Regions from separate parts of the Homo sapiens genome. Here region 2 is linked to region 1. Evidence: read pairs that join two places in POLR2A ChIA-PET (ENCODE). Cell type or tissue: endothelial cell of umbilical vein. All regions are shown on one strand. Links, peaks and the distances in the headings refer to the core of each region. The heading gives the core; the rest is flanking DNA. Region 1 has its middle 140 kb from the start of RMI1. Region 2 has its middle 80 kb from the start of SLC28A3-AS1.

What was found. ChIA-PET counts read pairs that join two places held together with the same protein. Peaks named below come from ENCODE experiments on the same cell type or tissue, not always from the same donor. Only the 100,000 strongest peaks of a DNase experiment are listed, where the experiment ranks them.
Region 2: POLR2A ChIA-PET joins it to region 1 with 6 read pairs; 3 of 35 experiments call an interaction of 5 or more read pairs at or near these places.

The regions. Positions count from the first base shown.
Region 1 is chr9:84,115,994-84,128,828 of GRCh38, forward strand. No RefSeq gene overlaps it. Among named protein-coding and RNA genes, the nearest start is that of RMI1, 140 kb to the left of the region's middle. In endothelial cell of umbilical vein, for the core only: no CTCF peak of the experiment used is centred there; a DNase peak (open chromatin) is centred at 6,398.
Region 2 is chr9:84,191,746-84,204,580 of GRCh38, forward strand. No RefSeq gene overlaps it. Among named protein-coding and RNA genes, the nearest start is that of SLC28A3-AS1, 80 kb to the right of the region's middle. In endothelial cell of umbilical vein, for the core only: no CTCF peak of the experiment used is centred there; no DNase peak of the experiment used is centred there.

The DNA.
Region 1 (12,835 bases), core at 2,470-10,469:
GACCTTCTTTGTTTCTTCTTGCAGATTTTGTCTTGAAATCTATTTTGTTTTGTATAAGGATGGCTACTCTTGTTCATTTTTGGTTTCCATTCACATAGAATATCTTTTTTCATCCCATAGAACATCTTTTTCATCCCATTATTTTTAGTCTGTGTGTATCTTTACAGATAAAGTGTGTTTTTTGTAGGCAACAGATTGTTGAGTCTTGGTATTTTTTATCCATTTAGCCACTCTATGTTTTTTGATTGGAGGATTTAGTTCATTTACATTCAATGTAATTATTGATATGTAAGGACTTACTTTTGCCATTTTGTTATTTATATTCTGGTTGTTTTGTCTTCCTCCTTCCCTCCCTCCCTCCTTTTCTCCCTTCCTCCCTTCCTTCCTTCCTTTCTTTGTTTTAGTAAAAGTGATTTTCTCAGGTGGTATGTTTAAATTTCTTGTTTTTTTATCTTTGTGTATCTTGTGTGTGTGTTTTGATTCCAGGTTACCATGAGACTTGCAAATACTTGTAGCCCATTACTTTCAACTGATGACAACTTAACACTGGTTATATAAACAAACAAGCAAAGAGAAAACTAATAAAAATTCTACATTTTAATTTCATTCCCTCGCTTTTTAACTTTTTGTTGTTTCTATTTATATCTTGTTGTACTGTCTGTGTCTTGAAAAGTTGTTACAGTTATTATTTATGATAGGTTCATTTTTCAGTCTTTCTACTTAAGGTAGTTTACATACCACAATTACAGTGTTATAATAGTCTGTGTTTTTCTGTGTGCTTATTGTTACCAGTGAGTTTTGTAGTTTCAGATGATTTCTTCTTGGTCATTAACATCCTTTTCTTTAAGATTGAAGAACTTCCTTTAGCATTTCTTTCAGGACAAGTCTGTTGTTGATGAAATCCCTCAGCTTTTGTTTGTCTGGGAAGATCTTCATATCTCCTTCATGTTTGAAGGATAATTTTGCTGAATATACTATTCTAGGATAAATGTTTTTTCCCTTCAGCACTTTAAATATGTCATGCCACTATCTCTCGGCCTGTAAGGTTTCCACAGAGAAGGCTGCTGCCAGACATATTCGAGCTCCTTTGTAGGTTATTTGTTTCTTTTCTCTTGCCGTGTTTAGGATCCTTCTTTATCTTTGACATTTGGAAGTATTAAATGTCTTGAGGCAGTCTTATTTGGATTAAACCTACTTGGTGTTCTATCACCTCCTTATACTTGAATATCCATATCTGTCTCTAGGTTTAGGAAGTTCTCTGTTATTATCTCTTTCAATAAACCTTCTACCCAGATCTCTCTCTCTACCTCCTCCTCAAGGAGGCTATTGAGGCTATTTTTTTTAGATCTTGTAGGCATGCTTTATTCTTTTTTTTCTTTTGTCTCCTCTGACTGTGTATTTTCAAATAGCCTGTCTTCAAGCTCACTAATTCTTCTGCTTGATCAATTCTGCTGTTTAGAGACTCTGATGCGTTTTTCAGTATGTCAATTGCATTTTTCAACTCCAGAATTTCTGCTTGATTGTTTTATTTTAATCTCTTTGTTAAGTTTATCTGATAGAATTCTGACTACCCTTCTCTGTGTTATCTTAGATTTAATTGAGCTTCCTCAAAACAGCTATTTTGAATTTTCTATCTGAAAGGTATCAGATCTCTGTCTTGCTGGTGCCTTATTTAGTTCATTTGGTAAGGTCATGGTTTCCTCGATGGTCTTGATGCTTGAGAATATTTGTTGGTGTCTGGGCATTGATGAGTTACGTACTTATTGTAAATTTTGCAGTCTGGGCTTGTTTGCACCCGTTCTTTTTTGGGAAAGCTTTCCAGATATTTAAGAGAATGTGTAGGTTGTGATCTAAATCTTTGGTCACTGCAGCCATATTTGTTTAACAGGGCACTCCAAGCCCAGTAATGCTGTGGTTCTTGCAGGCTTGTAGAGATACCACCTTGGTGGTCTTGGTTAAGATCTAGGAGAATTCTTTTGATTACGAGGCAGAGACTCTTATTCTCTCCTCTTATTTTCCCCCAAACAAATGGAGTCTCTCTCTGCTGAGCTATTCTCTCTGTGTGAATATTGGCTTTACAATTGGCTTTACATACTGAATATACATTCAGTAGAAATAGTGCTTCACATTTTGATTTTTGATCTTTTCTTGGACTAGTAATATGTAGTATGATACTATCTTGTGATGGCAGGGAGTGACAATGAGCCACAGCCCCCAGCCAGACACATGATCACCACTGTAAATCACCAACAATCTACAGTATTCTGTGTTTCCAGATGATTTTGCTCAACTGTAGGCTAATGTAAGTGTTCTGAGCATGTTTGACATAGGCTAGGCTAAGCTATGGTGTTCGGTAGGTTGAGTATATCAAGTACATTTTTGACTTACAATATTTTCAATTTACTTATGCTGGGTAAAACACCATCATAAGTACGGTAGCGTTTATGTGGATTTAACGAAGCAGCCTAAAGAAATCTATAGAACTCATCACAAATATCTCTAAGTAATTAACTCAATTGTGGACAAAAAAGTAGATATGTAAATTATTTTTTACCCATAACTTGGTAAAGTTTTCAAGCCTGGAATGTTAGATGTGTCTCAGCCCACTTTTCTCTTCTTGTCTGGGCTGATTTTCTTCCTAAGCATTTCATGTCCTCTGTGTTCTGCAAGCCCAGCTGTCTGCTCTCTCTCTTTTTTTTTTTTTTTTTTTTTTGAGATGGAGTGTCACTCTCTCACCCAGGCTGGAGTGCAGTGACACAATCTTGGCTCACTGCAACCTCCGCCTCCCAGGTTCAAATGATTCTTCTACCTCAGCCTCCTGAGTAGCTGGGATTACAGGCACGTGCCACCACACCCGGCTAATTTTTGTATTTTTAGTAGAGACGGGGTTTCACCATATTGGCCAGGCTGGTCTTGAACTCCTGACCTCAGGTGATCCGTCCACCTCGGCCTCCCAAAGTGCTGGGATTATAGGCGTGAGCCACCGCACCTGGCCCTGTCCTCTCTTTTTTAATTTCTCTGTGCTGTTACCCAGTTTGCAAGGGTATCCTTTTCAAGTAAGTCATGTCAAGTTACTTCTGTTTCTTCTAGAACTTGCTGCTCTTGCTCTCATGTCTTAGGAGCTCACTTTATTTTCTCCTTGGTTTTTCTTATGGCTTGTTCAACTCAGTCTGGCTGTACCCAGCACAGAGGCACATAACAGGCTGTTAATAAAGCTTGGTGATTAAATGCATTGAATAAATGCATGAACACTCTTACTTCAGGCTGCAGTCTTTCTCCTTGGTCTACACTGGGTCTTTCTCTGGTTTATTTATCTTTTCAATTGAAGTCAGGTTACTAGACTGTTTAAACAACAATAAAGATACTGTTGATAAAATTTGTCAAGAAATGCAAGATATTAGAATTTTATAGATAACAGCATATATCCCATTTTTATATTACAGCAGGTTTAACCTTTGTATGAGTTTTTTTTTGTTTTTCAAACATTTGTCATTTGTGAGGCCTGTTGCTCAAAATACAAACACAGTTCAATTCCACAGGGTGTCAGGTGGGTTCATATTTGTCAGAAGAAAGTACACACCCACAAGCATTTTAACTTTTAAAGTAAATGCCCAACTTAACCAGCAAAGAATTATACATTTTATTGGAAGTGAGGTCATTATGTTGGGTGAGATCAGATGCAGTTTATCTCCGCACAGCTTCCTGTGAGCTCCAACATTCCTAATGGGATAGGTCTATTAAGGAACATGCTGGGAGGCAGGGATATGGTTCCTGTGAGTTAGGGTCTTAACAAGCTCAAAAAGTTCCATTCTTGTTTTGCCACTTCCTTTTTATTCTCAGAAACTATACTCTTAACTTATGGGCTTCTTCTTTCATGAAATTTACAAACATTAGGTTCTCCTAATTCTTTTTTTTTTTTTTGAGAGAAGTTTCGCTCTTGTTGCCCAGGGTGGAGTGCAATGGTGCAATCTCAGCTCACTGCAACCTCTGCCTCCCGGGTTCAAGTGATTCTCCTGCCTTAGCCTCCCAAGTAGCTGGGATTACAGGTACCCACCACCACACCCAGTTAATTTTTGTATTTAGTAGAGACGGGGTTTCACCATGTTGGTCAGGCTGGCCTCAAACTCCTGACCTCAGGTGATCCACCCACTTCAGCCTACCAAAGTGCTGGGATTACAGGAGTGAGCCACTGCACCCGGCCAGGTTCTCCTAACTCTTAATCCAAATGCAGAATCTAGAAGCTCATATCCTTACTTGGGCATGGAAAGCAGGGCTTAAAGGTTTCTATAAAACATTTCAAACTCCAGGGTCCAGTGTCCTGAGAAGCCCCTTTCTTCAAGAATTTTTACTGACTTGACAATCTCCTGGGATCAGACTCTTAAAGGTTATCTGTGATTATCAGAGACCCTTACCACACTAGCTCTTGAAAAAGGGATTGAGGCAGTGTATGTATCAGCTCAGGCTGCCATAACAAAGTATCACAGATGACTTAAACAACATAAATTTATTTTCTCAAGGTTCTGGGGGCTGAAGTCCAAGATCAAGATGTTCGCAGGTTTGGTTTCTCCTGAGGCCGCTCTGCTTGCCTTGCAGATGTCTGTCTTCTCCCTGGGGCCTCAAATAGCCTTTCTTCTGTGGTATCTCTTCCCTTCTTATAAGAACACCAGTCCTGTTGGATTATGGCCACATTTTCGTGACCGCATTTAACCTTAATTATCTTTTTACAGGCCCTGTTTCCAAATACAGTCACATTGGGGGGTTAGGGTTTTAACACATACATTTTGGGGGATACAGTTTAATCCATAACAGGCAGAATACCAGACCGTTGGTAACCATTTCAGAGTAGCAGATTCTCTGCTGGTAAAAACATTTTTATCTGTAATAAATTGGTTAAATGCTTGGTTTTGGGAGCTAAGGTGTCCACATTCATGCCCTCGCTCTGCCGCTTACTAGCAGCCGTGAGATCTTGGGCAGGTTACTTATCTTCTTTCTGCCTCAACCTTTTGACCTGCAGAATGGGGATTATCAAAGATCTAGCTCATGGAGGTGTTGTGAGAATGAAATGAGTTAAAACACGTAAAGTGTTGATTACGGTTGGTAGCATGTAAGAAATGCTCAATGAATGTTAGCTGTTCTCGTTGTCAAGAAATGTTACTTTCGGTTATGGACTGAATTGTGTCCTTCAAAATTCATGTGTTGAAGCCCCAACCCCCAGACCATCAGAATGGAACCAGATTTGGAGATTAGGCCTTTAAAGAGGTAATTGAGTTAAAATGAGGCTGTTAGGGTGGGGACCTAATCCGATGTGACTGGTGTCCTCATAAGAAGAGGGAGAGACACCAGGGGCGTGCACGCACAGATGGACGCCCTTGTGAAGAGGCAGCAGGAGGGGCCATCTGCGAGCCAAGGGTAGAGACCTCAGAAGAACCCTGCCCTGCTGGCACCCTGATCTTGGACTTCCAGGCCCCCAAACATTGAGAATATAAATTTCTATTGTTTAAGCCACACAGTCTGTGGTATTTTGTTACGGCAGCCCTAGCAGAGTAATACACTCCCTGAAAAGAATGAGCCTAATGAGGTCCAAAGTATTCCCTTCTAATTAAAATTAGGTGGCTGCTCTTTCTGCCATGATGACAACATCCTGATTAGAAGTCACTTTGTCAAAAGGAACTACATTATGAACACCCAAAGAATGGTATGGTATGTTTTTAAAAGGGTACTTTCTCTTTTTGAGGATACTCTGTTGTATATCTATGCAGTTAGGAGAAGTGTGTTTTGATTACCTGCTTGGTAATCCTTCTAAAATGCGAATATAATTATTCTAATGCAAACCTTATCACATATTCTCAAGAAATTTCAGAACTAAAGCCAATTTTTTGTTTTAAGACAGATGGCTTAACATATTTTTGTGTATATGTGAAATATTCTTTATCTTTAAAAGAGTGCGTCTAGTTAGAGAAAGATGGATGGTAGGTAAAGGACCCATAACCTTGAAGTACACAGCTCCACAGTTGAGAGCTGCCTGGCTGGTCAGCAGGGACAGTGTAGCAGTGACCAGCACTCAAACTGCTCTTGGTTTCACAGCAGTGACCAAGTCAGGCTCATGTTCTTCAAGTGGTTTCATAACACTCCAGTGGAGGATTTATGTCTGTGAGTTTTCCCATTTCTTGGACATCCCAAAGACTGAACTTCTAACAGATAACTCCAAGTGGGAGGCATGTTTACACCACAGAAACCACTATTATTGGGAGGAGAAAATGTTGTTTTTGGCAATGTAACCAGGGAGACAGACCTACCCCTTCAGGGAATAAAACAAATCCTTTCTTTGTGATGCTCACTTTTTTTGTCCCGTTGAATGAGGAGTTGCAGACTGATATCTCACAGGCCAAATCTGGCTCACAGATGTTTTGTTTGACACAGTGGTATTTATGCAGGTTTTCAATTTGAGTATGTTTAAACAAAGCAAGAATTTTCTAATTTGGCACAGTTCCCATCACTCTGTTGTCTTACATACAGCACACTGGTTCCCATTCATTTATGTGACTTGACTGGATCCTGAATGCATTTAGCTTGCAACCTGGGTTAAATTGTTCCCTGGCCACAGTTAGAGACTTTTTGCTTCAACACAGAAAAAGTTTTTTTGTTTTTTGTTTTTAAAAGCTTTTGAGGTTTGTTCACTATATATAGATCATGGAATACTTTCATTTGCATTCAGTGCATTCTGATATTTGAGGGATTTGGAACACTTGTTACTAATACAAATTTTACTGTAGTCAGCAGGAATCAGATTTTCAAATCTACAATTTCTTCTTTTACCTGGAAAATGAATTTTCATATTATAGTTCACACATGGGTTATTCTTAACTAAGTCTTGACTGGTGCTATCCAAAATTGTAGCTGCTAGCCACACGTGGCTACTGAGCACTTGAAATGTGGCTAGTCTTAACTGAAATGTGTTGTGAGGGTAAAACACACAATGGATTTAAAACAGTACAAAAATAATGCAAGATATCTTATTAATACTTTCTTATATTGAAATAATATTTTTGAGATAGTAGGTTACATAACATATTGTATTAAAGTTAATTTCACCTGTTTCTTTTTACTTTTTAAAATGTATACTAGAAAATAAACCATTGCATAGGTGGCTTGCACTATATTTCTATTGAATGGGGCTGGACTAGAAGTTAACCAAAATGAATTTCTAACGACATTAAGTTTACTGAGTTCATGGCACCATATGTTGAGTTTATTTATAATCCTTCTATAAAATCAATAATGAATGATGGCTTCAGTTTCCTGAAAGAGGCCCCTCTCTAAGTGTGGTGTTAAAGATGAGTGCTAACGGGCAGGAAGTGTGCTGGGAATATATGCAGGCACTAGGTAAACAAAACAGTCCAGAGAGTTTGGGTTGGAAATTAGTTGTTGCTTTGACATGTGGCATGATTTATCCCTTTGCTACTCATATTTCTCTATCAGGCAGCTGCTAGGCTTCTTCTAATGTACTTGCCTGAGTATGCCTGCACACACACACACACACACACACACACACACACACACACCCCACACACAACTGTGGCTGGAAGCCTCTTTTAGGAGTTCTCTTTGCATCTAATGTGAAAATTCCTCTCCAGTGGGAAGTGACCTTGGTATTACTTAAAAACCCTAACTGTTAGAGATCATTCTTGGACTCTTTTTTTCTTGGTATAGAAATGAGAGAGAGGGAAGTTATGAAATTGATATTGAAGAATGTATGAGAAGGTAGGAAGCAGATGAGAGACTGGAAAGAGAGTGGAATCTTGGAGGGAGACAGGAGTTTGCATGTTAGTTCTGAACTCACCAACTGTGACTTAGGCAAATCTCACACCCTTTGTGGGTCAGCTTCGTTTATAAAAGGTGGTGCTACTGATAAGTACTTTACAAAGTTCACATACAGTTCAAAGGAGTGCTTTTTAAACTTTAAGATTCACAAACTAACATTTTTATTAGGGAATATAAGCTTTCATTTAATAATCATTATTATCAATAAACATTTGATTGCTAACTAGATGCAAATTACTACCCCTAGAGCAGTGCTCTGGTTTAGAACACTCAAAACCGAAAGCTTTACTCATTGCTGAATTCGGCCTTGTATCTCCTGTGACCTTCACTGTCACAGAGAAGGAAACTGTGTTACATATGTTTCATCTTACTCTACTGTTAACTCATACTTCACAGATTAGAAATGTAATTCTGAGATTGGTAAATTCAATTATGATCCTGTTTGTTGTGGCCAACAAATAGATTATTTAAAAATTGCTTTGCTGTCCTTTTAAATCAAGATAAGAACAATTAAATTAATTACTGATGGCTCTGGAATGGACATTTCTCAAGGAGCTGATTAATTTGGTTAGGGCTTCAAGTACTTTGGTTTGCTTCCCTCTATTCTTTTTCATAAATTCTTCTTTCTATTCTTTTTAAGTAAACAAGTTTTCACTCTTATGATACCCTGTGCCATGAAATTAACTTTTCATTATTTTAAAAATCACATTTTAAAAAAATTAAAGAAAAAACGCAGAATAGAAACTGTCCTTTGTGTTTATCGCTGTGGGTTGTTTTCTTCCTTTACCTTTTTTCTTTACCTTTTGTTTTAGTGGTCAGCTTTTTATTTGTTTCATATTTTTTTCTGAGCCAAAACATAAATCTTGGTGGATGGAAAGAAGATGAGTAAAAGAGAAAAGGCAGAAAATAAGCCCCGCTAAGAAAGAGAAAGGAAATAGAACCACCACCAATAAGGAGATTAAAAGGTAAAGTGAAAAATAGTGTGTTCAACTGATAAACATTCTCTTCTTACTAAACTCTAGCCAGAGTCCTCTGAATCCCCTTCTTGGCTAGGCCTCTATCTTGGCCTGTAAAAACTACAGACACTCAATACAAATGATGTCATCCAGCCCCCCACTCACATTAAAAGATTTAAGCAAGCATTAACTTAGTTTCTCACCAGTCAAGGCCACATCTCTAGGTGACTTTAGCTTCCCTTAAAGTGCCTGCTTGGGAGAGCTCAAGGCTACAAAAGAATTGACTGTTTGTTCCAGCTGACACCTGACCATAGGCCCTTGATCATCCTTTCTTAGAGCATTCACTAAAAAGGGCTTATTGTGAATCTTTCCTCTGTCCCTTGGGATATGTGTGTACCTCCTGCAACTCAGGAGTGTCTTTCTCAAGGACCTGAAAGCCATTCCTTTGAGATACTATCATCAGGAAGAACAGGGCCTCTGTCTCCCAGTGACTGTGGAAGGACGCAATCCTGACTTTGATAACTGCCAGCTAGCAGACACAGCTGGCCCAATCAGCATTTACACTGAACAACCCTTTGCAAATGTTTTCGCTTCCCTAACTGCTGAGCCCCCATTGTCTCCACTCCCTACTCCATTGCTCTCCCTTTAAAATGTCATCATCTTTGTACAAACTGAAGTTGAGTTCTGTTCATGTGGGACCCTCTTCTCTAGTGCAGTCGTATATTGGCGATTACAATCTATCCTTACCATTTTTACTTGTGTCTAGCTTTGCTTATCTTTGATAGAATACACCCTAAGATGACCCCCTATGGGTCACATTCTTGTATAATCCCTTCCCCTTGAGTGTGTGGAATCTATGACTTGCTTCTAACCAACAGAATATGGGAAAGAAAGGTGGTTGATTATCACTCCTTGATTTGGTTACATTATGTAAGACTCCATCTTAGCAGACTAGTGTGTTAGTCTGTTTATGTTACTATAAAGGAATACCTGAGACTGGATAATTTATAAAGAAAAGAGGTTTAATTGGCTCACAGTTCCGCAGGGTGTACAGGAGGTATGGTGCCAGCATCTGCTTCTGGTGAGGCCTCAGGAAGCTTCCACTCATGGCAGGAGATGAAGGGGAAGCAGGTGCATCACATGGTGAGAACACAAGCAGGAGATCGAGGGGTGAGAGAGTGGGGAGGGGAGTTTCCAGACTTTTAAACAACTGGATCTCGCATGAACTAACTGAACAAGAATTCACTTATTACCCAGGGGATGGTGCCAAACACTTTATGAGGGATCTGCCCCCATGCTCCCGTCACCTCCCACCAGTTTCCACCTACAACATTAGGGATCACATTTCAACATGAGGTTTGGAGGGTACAAACATCCAAACTCTATCAGCTAGCAAGAAATCCTCCTGCTGGTTTTGAAGAAGCAAACGGTCCTGTTGTGGACTGCCTTTGGAGAAGACCTCAAGTCAGGGAACGGTGGGTGGCCTCTAGGAGCTAAGGATGGCCTCCACCAATAGGCAGTGGGAAGCACGGTGCTCAGTCATACAGCTGCAAGAAAATGAATTCTGTCAACAGCCTGAATGAGCTTGGAAGCAGACTCTTCCTAAGTTGAGCCTGCAGATGAGAATGTAACCCGGCCAACACCTGGACTGCAGCCTTATGTGATCCTGAGTGGAGGACCCAGCCACTCTGTGTCTGGACTCCTGATCATGGAAACTGTGAGATTTAAAAATGCATGTTCATGTGGGGCTTAACACCTAGGTGAGAGGTTGACAGGTGGGGCTTAACACCTAGGTGAGAGGTTGACAGGTGCAGCAAACCACCATGAAACACGTTTACCTACATAACAAACCTGCACGTCCTGCACATGTATCCTGGAACTTAAAATACAATTAAAGAAATTTTTTAAAAATGCATGTTGTTCTAAGATGCTAGATTTATGTTCATTTGTTACATAGCAATAGAAAACTAATATAATTACTACATACATTTCTATGCTAAGTTTTTTTTTACTTTAAAAATTTTTTACTTTTTGCTATAAAATTTCTCAAACATAGAGCAAAGTCAAGCAATGTTTATGGTGAGCACCTATATATCTACCACTTAGATTCTACCATTAAGATTTTACCATCCCAGCACTTTGGGAGGCCGAGGCAGGCGGATCACGAGGTCAAGAGATCGAGACCATTCTGGCCAACATGGTGAAACCCCGTCTCTACTAAAAATACAAAAATTAGCTGGGAATGGTGGTTTGCGCCTGTAGTCCCAGCTACTCGGGAGGCTGAGGCAGGAGAATCACTTGAACCCGGGAGGCAGAGGTTGCAGTGAGCCAAGATCATGCCACTGCACTCCAGCCTGCAACAGAGAAAGTAAAAAAGAAAAAAAGATTTTCCTGTACTTGCTTTATCACATTATCTATATTATCTATTCATTCATCCATTCCTCTATCTACCTATCAATCCATCTTACTTCTTGGTGCATTTCAAGGTAAATTGTGACACCTGTACACTTCCCCCTAAATATTTCAGCACTCATATCATTAACTAGAGTTCAATATTTCTTAATAGTTTTCTCTTTTAATGTAAAATACAATGATGTTTACAAATCTGGGTGTACATTCACTCAGTTTGACAAATGCATACACCTGTGTAACCCAAGCCTCTATCACAATAATTATTCAGCATTGCCATTACCCCACTAACTTACCTCATGTCCCTTCCCAGTCCTTTTCTGCTCCTACCCACCCCCCTTCTTCCAGGAAACAATTCTTCTATCTTTTCCCCCTATATTAGTTATGCCTGTCCTAGAACTGAATATAAATGGAATCAAATAATATGTGCTTTCTTGAGTAAAGCTTCTTTCATTCAGTATAATTTTTAAATATTTTCTGAAAAGTTGAGTGAACAGTTTCTTAGGAAAAATGTATAATCAAAAATTTTAAAAATTTTCAAATATTTACCTTAAAAAGGCATGGAGTCTAGAAGTCTAGAGGCAAGTGTTTTTAAACTGTCAATGAACAGATAATTTCTATGCAGTGTAAATTTATTTCCTAGCATAGATGTAGATTAAAAAGCTGTCCAAATTGTTTCACTAAGCTGCCAGAATTCCAATACCAAAATCAATCAATATAACACTCAAAAAAGAAAATAAAATGAATTTCAATAGAAAATAATACATTATAACCAAATAGAGGTTATCCCAGAATTGCAAGGATAGCTGAATATTATTTTAAGGATCAATATAATTATCTCTACAGGTAAAAAGAAATCCCTTGATTGTCTTGATAGATGTGGTAGGATAGGCATTGAGGACTTCTGGTTAAATATGAAAATGGATTATGTGCATTAGCTCAAAAGAGTCCAAAACTCCACTAAGATAATGGTAAGGAAATACAAAAGTATAGAAACTTTAAAAGAGAAAGAAAATTAGAGAGAAGACCATAATAGACTAAAGAAATCAATGCAATTCTGAAAGAAAGAAAGAAAGAAAGTAGATGGAATAGCAGAGAACAGATTAATGTGCACCACTGAAGCCCAGAAAAGCTCAGCAATGACAAAAGCAGGTACCCATAAAAGTCAGGATATGGGTGTGCGGAAAACAAGGTGTACTGCTGAAGTTTGTATCAAGAGCAGTTAGACCCTGAGATTCTCTCCTCACCTCCCACACTCAAACAACTCTCCCTCTCTGACTTGGAAGAAGGGCTCAGAGTTGTATTCTCCGGAGACCTTAAGACAGAGAGATGTAGACTGGACACTAAGGGTAGCTGAGGGTGGTGGCGAGCGGAGGGGGGTCCTACTAAAAACAGTCATTGAGAATGATGAGAACAAGATCCTTTCTCCTGCTCAGTGTCCAGGAGGCGGGCAGCCAGGCCTGTGCCCCTCAGAGTAGAACATTTCTCTCTGGAAACTGTGACCAAGCTAAGAGAAAAGACCTGCAGAAATAGACATTTGTATTCCTTAATGACATGGCTGGGTCCATGCCAATTACTCAGTGGTGAGGACCACCATTCTTTTTTTTTGTTTTTTGAGATGGAGTCTCGCTCTGTCGCCCGGGCTGGAG
Region 2 (12,835 bases), core at 3,223-11,222, 77 kb after region 1:
GGAACATTATTTCTGGATGGTCTGTCTGCTCTTTCTTTTTCCTGTCATCTGGTGATGATGACTTTCAATAATCCCTTGGTAATAAAAATTCATTTGAACACACAGACCAAATATGGAGCTTAAATTACCACAGAAACTGTGGACTATTCCCCTTCTTTTCAGCTTAATGGGGATTCTTCACTTTCTTTTCCCCCCAATATATCTATTTTTAAAAAACCTAAAGTATAATTTAAATACAATAAGATTTGCAGATTTTACATATACAGTTTTCTGAGTTTGGACTTATGTACATTCCCATGTAACTGCTATTCCCACCAAGATAAGGAACATTTCCGTTGCCCCAGAAAGTTTTCTCATTTCCTGCCCCAATCTACCCTCCTCCAGAAAACTCCCACTGTTTGGATTTTTATCACCACAGATTAGTTTTGCCTGCTTTTATGCATTCATTACATAAATGAAATCACACAGTATGTATTCTTTTCGGTCTGGTCTTTTCACTCAGCACAATGTCTTTGAGATCATTCCTGTTGCCGCATGTATCAGTAGTTTGTTCCTTTTTATTGCTGAGATGTAATCCATTTTGTGGATGGAGCACAAATGATCTAGCTTTCTGTTCATGGGCACATCGATTGTTTCCATTTTTGGCTATTTTGAATAAGGTTACTGTGAACATTTATGTATGCAATGTTGTGCGGATATTCGTGCAGATATTCACTTTCATTTTTGTTGGGTAAATACTGAAGTGTACAATTGCTGGGCTGTATGGGAGGTGTGTGTTGTACTTTAGAAGAAAGTGCCAAAAAGTTGTTCAAAGTGGTTGTATCTTTTTAAAAAAACATCAAAACATGGATGTGTGGAAAGCCGATTTTGGTCTCTGGCAAATTCTATTGTGAGATTTTTGAGGGGATTGACAGGGTGCTCTGCCTCTGCCTTGCTTTTTGACCCACTTTAATTTTGGGGGGTACTTGGCTCCTGTCTACAAAGAGATTTGAAGCATTAGAAATTGTGCAACTTGGCTTTCTTTCTTTCTTTCTTTCTTTCTTTCTTTCTTTCTTTCTTTCTTTCTTTCTTTCTTTCTTTCTCTTTCTCTCTCTCTCTTTTCTCTCTCTCTCTCTCTCTCTGTCTTTCTTTCTTTCTTTCGAAAAAGAAATCTCAGGAGGTTTCAGGCAAATGTCCTGAGGAAATGAGCCTCTGACCCATTTCCCTGCAGGCTGTATGCTCTGGTAGATTGCTCACTTGAATGGTGGGGAAGTGCGGAGGTCTCAAAGAAGGCCACGTCTACAGGCTCTGTGCTGAAGTGGAGCATATCATTCTGCAGCAGGAAGTCAAGATATCAACCCCTCCATCAGAACACAGAATCTCCATGAAAAATCTGTCAGAGAAAGATGAAGAATCTCAGCAAGAGAACAGCTCTCTCTTTGGTCACTGGGACAAAGACTAGGACCCATTTATAGCTTGCTAATGTTTTGCTAGACAAATGCTAGCATCTTTTTTTTCACATTATATGCTGTTCACATGTCTTGCAAATAATCATAAATCAACAGACTTAGACATGTCACCATGATGTATGTTCTGATCAGTTTACCTTGGTATTAATGAATAGAAAAAAAATACTGTCTTTTACTACCCTTTTCTTGTAAATCTTAGCAAAGCAGGTAAGGAACTGAGGTATGAAGCTGGGGGTGTGAGCACTGCTTTCTTTCCTTCTTGGGGGTGGATTATCATAATCCACAGAGCCCTATTTTAAGATCAGAGTCTCTGGTCTCTTAAGTTTGACAACAGATGCCAGACTCTGTTTCTACTTCCAGCTTTGCAAATAGGCACCCCGTTTGTATAAAAACAATCGAAGGAGGAGCTGATATCAATAACTTAATTGAAATCTTCTTTCTCCATTCATCCCCACTCCTACGTTGCCCCTGCAATTTGTGATTCATGTCAATATATCAGATTATTCTGACCAAATGAGTCAATTGAAATGAGAATATTTAAATAGATATTTATTTACATCATTAAAAATGCTCTAAGTTAACAATAAGAAAACAGACAATCTAAGTAAAAAATGGACAAAATATCTGAACAGACACCTCACCAAAGAGGATATGCAGATGGCAAATAAGCATATAAAAAGATACTGAACATCATATATCATCAGGGAATTGGAAATTAAAACAATAATGAAATACCACAGTTACAGGATATTTGGGGTGTCAGTTTTCTGGCCAGAAACCTCTGTGGCTATGGTGCCTTTACTTAAGGTCTTGTCCTGCATCCAGGAAGAATGGGGTATGCAGACAAGTGAAGGGTGAACAAGACGCAGATGAGCTATAGAGTGTTACAACAGCTCAGAGGAGACCCACAATGGGTAGCTCCTTTCTGTAGGCAGGTCATCCCTCAAGTGTTCAGTTCTTAGCAGAGAGGAGGCCCTGGAGAAGATGGCTCCTCTCTGCTAGCAGGTCATCTCTGCAGCTCTCAGCAGAGAGGGTAGCTCCTCCCTGCTACTGGTTGTCCTGTCATCTCCAGCTATCAGCAGAGAGGGTACTCCTCTCTGTAGCTGGTGGTCCTGTCCTCTTTCTGCCCTCTTCCTCCTCTGGCTGTCCTCTGCCGTGTTCTGGCTGAGCCTAGGGCTTTTATGGACCTCAGAGGGGAGGAAGTGCATGCAGATTGGTCCATGGGTAGCCATGGATGGGTGGAACAGGCACCAGAAGTCCCCACTCTGGTCTGTGGGACTGGCAGCCTGGTCCCCAGCCTTCGGGTCTTCCCTGGCCTGAAGGTAGAGCCTTACAAGTACCTGCCTTCTTCCACCCAGGACTCTGCCTCCTGCTGCCATTCAAGGCCCCAGGACTTGGCCCCAACCCTACTCTGAGAGTGGAGCAGGTGCAGGGAGAGAAGAGAAGCCAGGCAGTGGGAGCCAACATCCCTGAGCCTTTGGGGCATCAGGGACAGTCCTTTCCTGACCTGAGGGTGCAGGCTGTAGAGATGCCTGGGTTCTGTGCCTGGGAGGGCAGCCACAGCTGCACTCAGGAAGGCAGATCCTGCCTGCTCCCAGCCCTCCCCCAAGAGCACAGGGAGCTCAGATCCACAACTGCAGTTTGGGCGGCTGTAGCCCTACCCAGGAGGGTGGGGATGGCTCCTGCCTGCTCTGTAGAGCAGGAGGCCTGGGTCTGCAGCTATGGTTTGGGTGGCTACAGTGGCACCTGAGGAGCTCCTGCCCCAACTCAGATGGAGTGGGGTTCCCACTGGCTCCATGGAATGTGCAGCCACAGCTGGGCCTCCCTGCTGCAGCCAGTGTGGTGATGGCCGCTGCTGTCATAACCACTACACACCTATAAGAAGGGTGAAAAAATCATTAAGAAATAAGAGAATGGTGAGAATCCAAAACACTGAGGATACCAAATGCTCATAAGGATGTGAAGCAATAAGAACCCTCATTGCTGGTAGCAATTTGTCAGTTTCTTAGCAAATGAAACATACCCTTACCATAAGATTTAGCAATCATACTCCTTGGTATTTACTCAAATGAATTGAAAATTATGTCTACATAAAAACTTGCACACATTATTCACAATAGCAAAGACATGGAATCAACCTAAATGCCCATCAATGGTAGACTATATAAATAAAATGTGGTACATATACAACATGGAATACCATGCAGCCATAAAAAAGAATGAGATCGTATCCTTTTCAGGAGCCTGAATGGAGCTGGAGACCACCATCCTTAACAAACTAATGCGAGAACAGAAAACCAAATACTGCATATTCTCACAAGTGGGAGCTAAATGATAAGAACATATGGACACAAAGAGGGGAACAATAGACACTGGGGCCTATTTGAGGGTGGAGGATGGAAGGAGGGAGAGGAGCAGAAAAAAATAACTGTCAGGTCCTATGCTTAGGGTGGATGACAAAATAATCTGTACAGCCAACCCTGTGACATAAGTTTACCTATATAACAAACCTGCACATGTATCCCTAAACCTAAAATAAAAGCTTTTATAAACCTTGCACATAAATATTTATAGCAGCTTTATTCATTATTGTCAAGCTTGGAAGTAACCAAGATGTCATTCAGTACATGAATGGATAAACAAACTGTAGTACCTTCATACAATATAATATTATTCAGTGATAAAAAGAAGTGAGTTATCAGGCTCTGAAAAGACATGAAAGAGGCCCTTTGTTCTGCAGCTGGGACCTCCATCTTCTCCTGCCTTGGAAATCACCCCATTCTCAGGCCTCCAGCTTCAGACTGAATTCCGCCACTGGCTTTCCTGGTTCCCTAGTTTGCAGATGGCATTTCATGGGAATTCTCAGCCACCATAATCATATGAAAAACTCAGCCACCAGCTAGCCAATAGCATACCTGAGCAGGGAGTGGAAGGTTTCATATGATATCATGGCTGGGATATAGTCACTATCAAGACAGAGAGAACCCCCGACGTGGCCCCCTGGATTCAAGAAAGCAATTCTTCACTTGGACACTCAACCTGAAGCAGAGAATCCAAGAAAAGTACAAAGCAAAGATTTTCACCTTTTTGTGTCTTCAAAGAGTCCCCAACCTTTTTGTGGGAAAGAGGTGGCTGGTTCTTATTTTCCTAAAATCTCACAATATCTAAGGGGTAGGTGAGGACTAGGCATTTGCCCCAACCCCCTTCTCACTAGAAGTGCTAAAGGGATTTGGCCATAATAGCAGCTGTTTCATAGCCAGTCTTGCAGAAACTTTTTTGCAACCTGGTGCAAATGCCTGTCCCATGGAACCAGAAAAAAAGATCAAGCACATTGTGATTGCCACTAAAAAATTAGAATTGAGGTATGCTCCTGTCTTGGTCTGTTCATGCTGCTATAACAAAATACCATAGAATGGGTGATTATAAACAACAGAAATTGAGTTCTGAAAACTGGGAAGTCAAAGGTCAAAGTGCTGGCAGATTTACTGTCTGATGAGGGCCTGCTTTTTGGTTTATAGGTGGCCTTTCTACCAGTGTCCTCATATGTGGAAGAGGCAAGCTAGCTCTCTGGGGCCTCTTTTTATAAGGACACTAATCCCATTCATAAGGGCTCTGACCTCGTAACCTAATCACTTCCCAAAGGCCCCACTTTGTAATTTCATCATATTGGTGATTAAATTTCAACATGCCATCATCAGTGTTGGGGAACCGTGAGGAATCTGTTTTTGTATGGGTAAGATCAAGAGGTCAAAAACACAGGAGCAAATCTTTGTGGCCCTGGATGAGGGAATGGTTTCTTAGATATGACATCAAAAACACAAACAACAAAAGAAAAAAAATAGATACATTAGACTTCATGAAATTTAAAACTTTTGTGCTTCCAAGAACACTGTAGAGAAAGTGAAAAGATAAACCATGTTCAAGTGGGGGGCAAGTGAAAGCTCTGCTCCAAAGGCAGCAAATAAATGTGTTCAGAGGAGTCTATTCCATGTCCATTGATCAGAGAGATATTGACAAATTTAAATGAACATGGCTTTGTATTTAATGAAGTGGCTCTGAAGTGCCACATGGAATGCCAAACCTCTGTTTCAGGTTTCTTAGACATATTTATTTGTTGTTTCTCTAATTTGTGGGCATGGTTGGATCCTTACTGAACAATTAATTGATGGAAAAGCCAAAATGAGAAGCAAGCACCTTTTTTTCTTTTCTAGGCGGCTGCTGAGCTTGAAGGTTTTAAAATATTTTTGGCTTGATCATTCTAGAGTCAAGGTCAGTCAGCTTGGAAAGCCTAGGATTCATATTCTTTCAGTGGTAAAATAAGTATCTGGATGACCTAGGTACCACATATACTACCTGAGGAAGCAAGTTGATTCCATGGAAAAAGTGTAGACCACTATTATTTTTTGCTTGGATGACTAAAAGCTTCCTAATTTCCCTTAGTGCAAATTCTGGCTCCACTAATTTGTAAATGTTTCACTTTAGGCAAGTTACATAATCCTTGCTGAAGTCTCAGTTTTTCTTTAAGGAAAATGAAAATAACCATAACTACCTTGCACAGTTGTTAAAAGAATGAAATAGGATTATACAAAGAACTTAGTATAGGACTTGGTAAATAGTAGGTTCTTAGCAGATAGTGGGACCTGTAGATAATCTCTAAATGTGGTTTCCAAATTGGGGGAAGCCAGTATATCTCTCCTATACATTCACATCTTGTATCTGCTTGCTAGCCTTGGTGTGATTTCTCTCTGATGGATTTATTATTTACATGTTTATCTCTTTACTGGACTTTAGCTACCTAAGACAATGGTGGAACTTACTCTTTCTATCCCCAATGACTAGCAGTGGACTTAGTGAATGTTTGAATGAATAAAAATCTCTCCCACTGTATATATTGGGAGGAAAGAAAATATCAATTTCACCAGTGCCCACCCTATTGAAGACTTCTCAGACTGAAGCCATCCGTGAGTGTATACCCTTGTCTTTTAGAGTACAGTGATCACTATTCATAGATGTTCTCATCAAGCAGGACATGAAGGAAAAAAATGTCCTCTTTTCTGTGCAAACTGAACTTCAGTGTTTGTAATCTTATCAGACTGGGCTGGAAAGAAGTAAAATAATATCATGGACCATTAGTGGTCACAAGACATAGTGTTTATAGAATCCTCCAAATGAAATCTTTCCTGTTTTTCATTGTGTGGGTGTATTAGTCCATTCTCGCATTGCTATGAAGGAATACCTGAGACTGGGTAATTTATAAAGAAAAGAGGTTTAATTAGCTCATGGTTCCACAGGCTGTACAGGAAGCATGATGCTGGCATCTGCTTGGCTTCTGGGGAGGCCTCAGGAAACTTACAATCATGGCCAAAGGCAAAGGTGTAGCAAGGCATCTCACATGGCGGGAGGAGGGGTTTGGGGAGGTGCCACACACTTTGAAATGACCAGATATCATGAGAACACACTCATGACCATGAGGACAGTACCAAGGGGATGATGCTAAACCATTCCTGAGAAATTCACCTGCATGGCTCAGTTACCTCCCACCAGGCCCCACCTCCAACATTAGGGATTACGATTTGACATGAGATTTGGTAGGAACACAGATCCAAACCATGTAATTCCACCCCAGCTCCTCCCAAATCTCATATCCTTCTCACGTTGCAAAATACGATCATGCCTTCCCAACGGTCCCTCAAAGTCTTAATTAATTCCAGCATTGACTAACTCAAAAGTCTGAAGTCTCAACTGAGACAAGGCTAGTCCCTTCCACCTATGAGCCTGTAAAATAAAGAACAAGTTAGTTATTTCCAAGATACAATGGGGGCACAAGCATTGGGTAAACATTCCCATTCCGAAAGGGAGAAATTGGCCAAAAGAAAAGGGCTACAGGCCCCACGTAAGTCTGAAACCCAGCAGAGCAGCCATTAAATCTTAAAGCTCCAAAATGATCTCCTTTGACTCCATGTCCCACAACCAGGGCACACTGGTGGAAGGGGGTGGGCTCCCAAGGCTTTGGGCAGCTCTGCCTCTGTGGCTTTACAGGACTCAGCCCCTGTGCCTGGTCTCATAGGCTGGCATTAAGTGCCTGCAGCTTTTCCAGGTGCAGGGTGCAAGCTGTTGGTGAATCTATCGTTCTGGGTTCTGGAGGACAGTGGCCCAGTGGGGACTCTGTATGGGGGCTCCAATCCCACATTTCCCCTCTGCACTGCCCTAATAGAGGTTCTCCATGAGGGATACACCTCTTTAGAAGTCTTTTTTTTTTTTTTTTTTGAGACGGAGTCTCGCCCTGTTGCCCAGGCTGGAGTGCAGTGGCGCGGTCTCGGATCACTGCAAGCTCCGCCTCCCGGGTTCGTGCCATTCTCCTGCCTCAGCCTCCAGAGTAGCTGGGACTACAGGCGCCAACCACCGCACCTGGCTAATTTTTTTTTTGTATTTTTAGTAGAGATGGGGTTTCACCGTGTTAGCTAGGATGGTCTCGATCTCCTCACCTCGTGATCCGCCCACCTTGGCCTCCCAAAGTGCTGGGATTACAGGCGTGAGCCACCGTGCCTGGCCTTTGGCAGGCTTTTGCCTGGACATCTAGGCTTTTCCATACATCCTCTGAAATCTAGGTGGAGGCTCCCAAGCCTCAACTCTTGCATTCTGTGCACTTGCAATGAAACAACACACTTCTAAATAACACATACATCAAAGAAGAAATCTCAAGAGAAATTAAAAAATAATTTGAACTAAATAAGAGTAAAAATAGAATAACTGAATAAATCAAAATTTGTGAAATGCAGAGAAAGCAGTGCTTAGCAGGAAATTTATAGCATTGAATGCATATATTAGAAAAAAGATCTAAAATCAATAATCTATCTTCCGTATTAGGAAACTAAAAAAAGAAGTACAAATTAATCCCAAAGTAAGCAGAAGAAATAAAAATTACAGCAGGAATCCATGGAGTTAAAAACAGGAAATCAATAGAGAAAAGAAATCAAAAGCTGGTTCTTTGAAAAGATCAATAAAATTGATGTCTCTAGCCAGGTTAATTAAGAAAAAAAGAGAAAAGATAATGGCCAGGCATGGTGATGCAAGCCTTTAATCCCAGCTATTTTGGAGGCTGAGGTGGGAGGATCACCTGAGCTCAGGAGTTTGAGTTTGAGGCCAGCCTGAACAGCATGCAAGACGCTGTCTCTAAAACAGAGGGGGTGGGGGGAAGAGACAGAGAGAGAGAGCAAGAGAGAGGGAGAGAAGACAGAAATTACTCATATCAGAAATGAAAGAAAGGACATCACTACAAATCCTATGAGTATCAAAAGGATAATAAAGGTATATTATGAACAACTCTATGCCTACAAATTTGACAACCTAGATGAAATGGATAAATTCCTTGAAAGACATATGTGCTAAAACTCACACAAGAAGAAACAGACAATCTGAATAGGCCTATATCTATTAAAAATATTGGATCAATAGTTAAAAACTTCCCAAAACAGAAAACACCAGGACAAGATGGATTCACTGGGGAATTCTACCAAATATTTAAGTAAGAAATCATACCAATTCTATACAATCCTTTTCAGAAGATAAAACCCCAGAAAAAAACTTCCTAATTCATTCTGTGAGGGTAGCATTACTCTAATATCAAAACAAGACAAAGACGTTACGAGAAAGCTACGAAACAATATATCTCATAAATACAGATGGAAAAATCTTTGACAAAATGTTAGCAAATCCTCAGATGCTCAAGACCCTTATATAAAATGGTGTAATATTTACATATAACCTACACACTTCCTCTTGTATATTTAAAATAATCTCTAGATTACTTATAATACCTAATACAATGAAAATGCTATGCAAATAGTTATTATACTGTAGTGCTTTTTAAATTTGTATTATTTTTTATTTTGTACTTTTTTAAAAAAAATTATTTTTGATCTGCTTGTTTGATTTTTTGTTCTGTTGTTTGAAATCACAGATGGAAACCTGAGGATATAGAGGGCTGACTGTATGTGAGCACTCCCCAAAATGAAATACTAAGATATGAATTTAACAAAATATGTACAATAAAATAATAACTGAATAAATGAAGAGATCTTTCATGTTCATGGATAGGAAGGCTCAATATCATCAAGATGTTGATTCTTTAAAATTTGATCTATAGATTCAGCACAATCCCAGTCAAAATCCTGGGAAGCTGTATTGTGGTTATAGACAATGATTGGAAAGTTTGTACAGAGAGGCAAAAGACTCAGAATAGTCAATTCTATATTGAAGGAGAAGAAACAAAGTTGGAAGACTGACACTACCTGACTTCAAGACTAACTATAAAGCTACAGTAATCAAGACAGTGTGGTATTGACAAATAGATCAATGGAACAGAATAGACAGCCCAGAAAAAGACCCATACAAATACGGTCAACTGATCTTTGATGTAGGAGCAAAGGCAGTACAATAGAAGAAAGATAGTCTTTTCAACAAACAGTGCTGGAGAAACTAGACATCCAAGTGCAAAAAAAAAAAAAAAAGAATTTAGACATAGACTTATACCTTTCATAGAAATTAACTCAAAATGGATCATCAACCTAAATGTAAAATGCGTAACAATAAAACTTCTAGAAGATAACACATGAGAAAACCTAGATGGCCTTGAGTATAGTGATAACTTTTTAAATAGAGTGCCATAAGCATGATTCATAAAAGAAATAATTGGCCAGGCATGGTGGCTCATGCTTGTAATCCCAGCACTTTGGGAGGCTGAGGTGGGTGGATCACGTGAGGTCAGGAGTTCAAGACCTGACCAACATGATGAACCCCTGTCTCTACTAAAAATACAAAAAATTAGCTGGGCATGGTGGTGCACACCTGTAATCCTAGCTACTTGGGAGGCTGAGGCAGGAGAATCGCTTGAACCTGGGAGGCAAAGGTTGCAGTGAGCTGAGATTGCACCACTGCACTCTCGCCTGGGCAACAAGAGTGAAACTCCGTCTCCAAAAAAAAAAAAAAAAAAAAAAAAAGAAAGAAAAAGAAATAAGTGGTAAACTGGACTTCATTGAAATTAAAAACTTCTACAAAAGACACAGTCAAGAGAATGGGAAGACAAGTCACAGACAGGAAGAAAATATTTGCAAAAGATATATTCGATAAATGACTGTTATCCAAATACACTAAGAACTCTTAAAACCCCACAATAATAAAATGAACAAACTAATTAAAAAATAGGCAGGAGACCTGAGCAGGCACCTCACCAAAGAAGATATACAGAGGGTAAATAAGCATATGATAAGATGCTCAACATCATATGTCATTACAAAATTGCAAATTAAAACAAAAGTGAAATACCATGGTACACCTATTAGAATGGTGAAAATAAAAAACACTGATAACACCAAATGCTGGTGAAGATGTAGAGCAACAGAAACTCTCATTCACTGCTGATGGGAATGCAAAATGGTACAGTCATTTTAGAAGAGAGTTTGGCAGTTTCTTACAAAACTGAACATAGTCTTATTATAAGATCCAGTAATCATGCCCCTTGGTATTTACCCAAATGAGCTGAAAACTTATGCCCACACAAAAACTTGCACACAAGTGTTTATAGCAGTTTTATTCATAATTGCCAAAACTTGGAAGCAATCAAGATGGCCTTCAGTAGTGAATGAATAAATAAACTGTGGTATATACAGACCATGCAGTATTATTCAGTGCTAAAAAGAAATGAGCTATCAGGCCGGGCGCGGTGGCTCACACCTGTAATCCCAGCACTTTGGGAGGCCAAGGAGGGTGGATCACGAGGTCAGGAGTTCAAGACCAGCCTGGCCAAGATGGTGAAACCCCATCTCTACTAAAAATACAAAAAAATTAGCTGGGAGTGGTGGTGGGCACCTGTAATCTCAGCTACTCGGGAGGCTGAGGCAGAGAATTGCTTGAACCCGGGAGGTGGAGGTTGCAGTGAGCCGAGATCACACACTCCAGCCTGGGCAACAGAGCGAGACTTTATCTCAAAAAAAAAAAAAAAAAAAAGAGCTATCAAGTCATGAAAATACATGGAGGAAACTTAAGTGCACATTACTAAGTGAAAGCAGACAATCTGAATATACTACATACTATATGATTCCAAACATATGACATTTTACAAAAGGCAAAATCATGGAGACAGTAAAATAATGAGTGGTTGCCAGGGACTGGGGGGAGAGTGGGATGAGTAAACGTAGCACAGAGGATTTTTAGGGCAATGAGATGATTCTGCATGGTGATATAATAGTAGATACATGCTACTATACAATTTGTCTCCACCCACAGAATGCTTAGCACCAAGACCTGATGTAAACTAGGGACTTTGGGTGATAATGATGTATCCATGCAGCTTTATCAATTGTAGCAAATGTTCCACTGTGGATCAGGATGTTAACAGTGGGAGAGGTTGTGCATGTGTGGGCTAAGGGGTATATGGGAACTCTCTGTACTTTCCATTCAATTTTGCTGTGAACCCAAAACTGTTCTAAAAAATAGTCCATTAACAAAAAAAAAAAAAAGAATGTACATTCTTTATCTGTAATTGCTCCTAATTTGTAGCAATTCAGGGAAAACAGCTAGGGAAAGCAGGTTATCAACACAATGCACAAAATAGGCGTTGAGAACCTCAAAAATGATATCATTTGTTAATGCAGAACCCGGACTGGTCCCAGGTCTTCATCAGGATGGGTTGATGATTTTGATTTGGGGGTAGGTTCAAAGTTTGGAGAGCACAGAGGACATGCAAAAGTAATTCCATGTGCTTCTCAGATTATGGATTTGGTGTGTAAGAAAGGTTTTATTTTTAAATTTTTCTTAATTCTCTCAAGTTTTTCTTCTGGTGGAAAACTCAATGTTGGTCATTATTAGAGCTTTTTATTTTCACCTCCGGTTTAAAAAGGTCCTGGGGTCTTACTCACTGCCAAGCATTGGAGGGTGAGCCTCTTGTCATCCAGGTACCTCTCCCATGCCTACCATCTTAGCTTACATGGTACCTCCAGGCTTGGCAGCCCTGCTGTTTCTTCAAGGCTCAGGAATTTATGGTGAGGCAGGGATCCTACCTACTCACTAGCTGGACAGCTATGTTTTTCAGCTAGTTAATAGAACTGTCTATACACAAGGAGGAAAAGGAAGTGAGAACAAGAATGAAAGAAAGGGAAAGAGAGAAGAGAATAGAGAAGAGAAGAGAGAGAAGAGAAGAGAAGAGAAGAGAGGAAGGAGTGCCCAATGAGGTGCAAATGTCCATGAGAGAACACTGGGGTTAAGTCAGGTGAACAGGCAGTAAAAATCCAAAGCTCCCCTGTGTTGGACAGATGTCTGGTCCTTAAGGTACCTTTCTTAGCTGGGTGGTCTAACAACACCTTTCAAAAATGTGCCTGCCCCCCCACCAA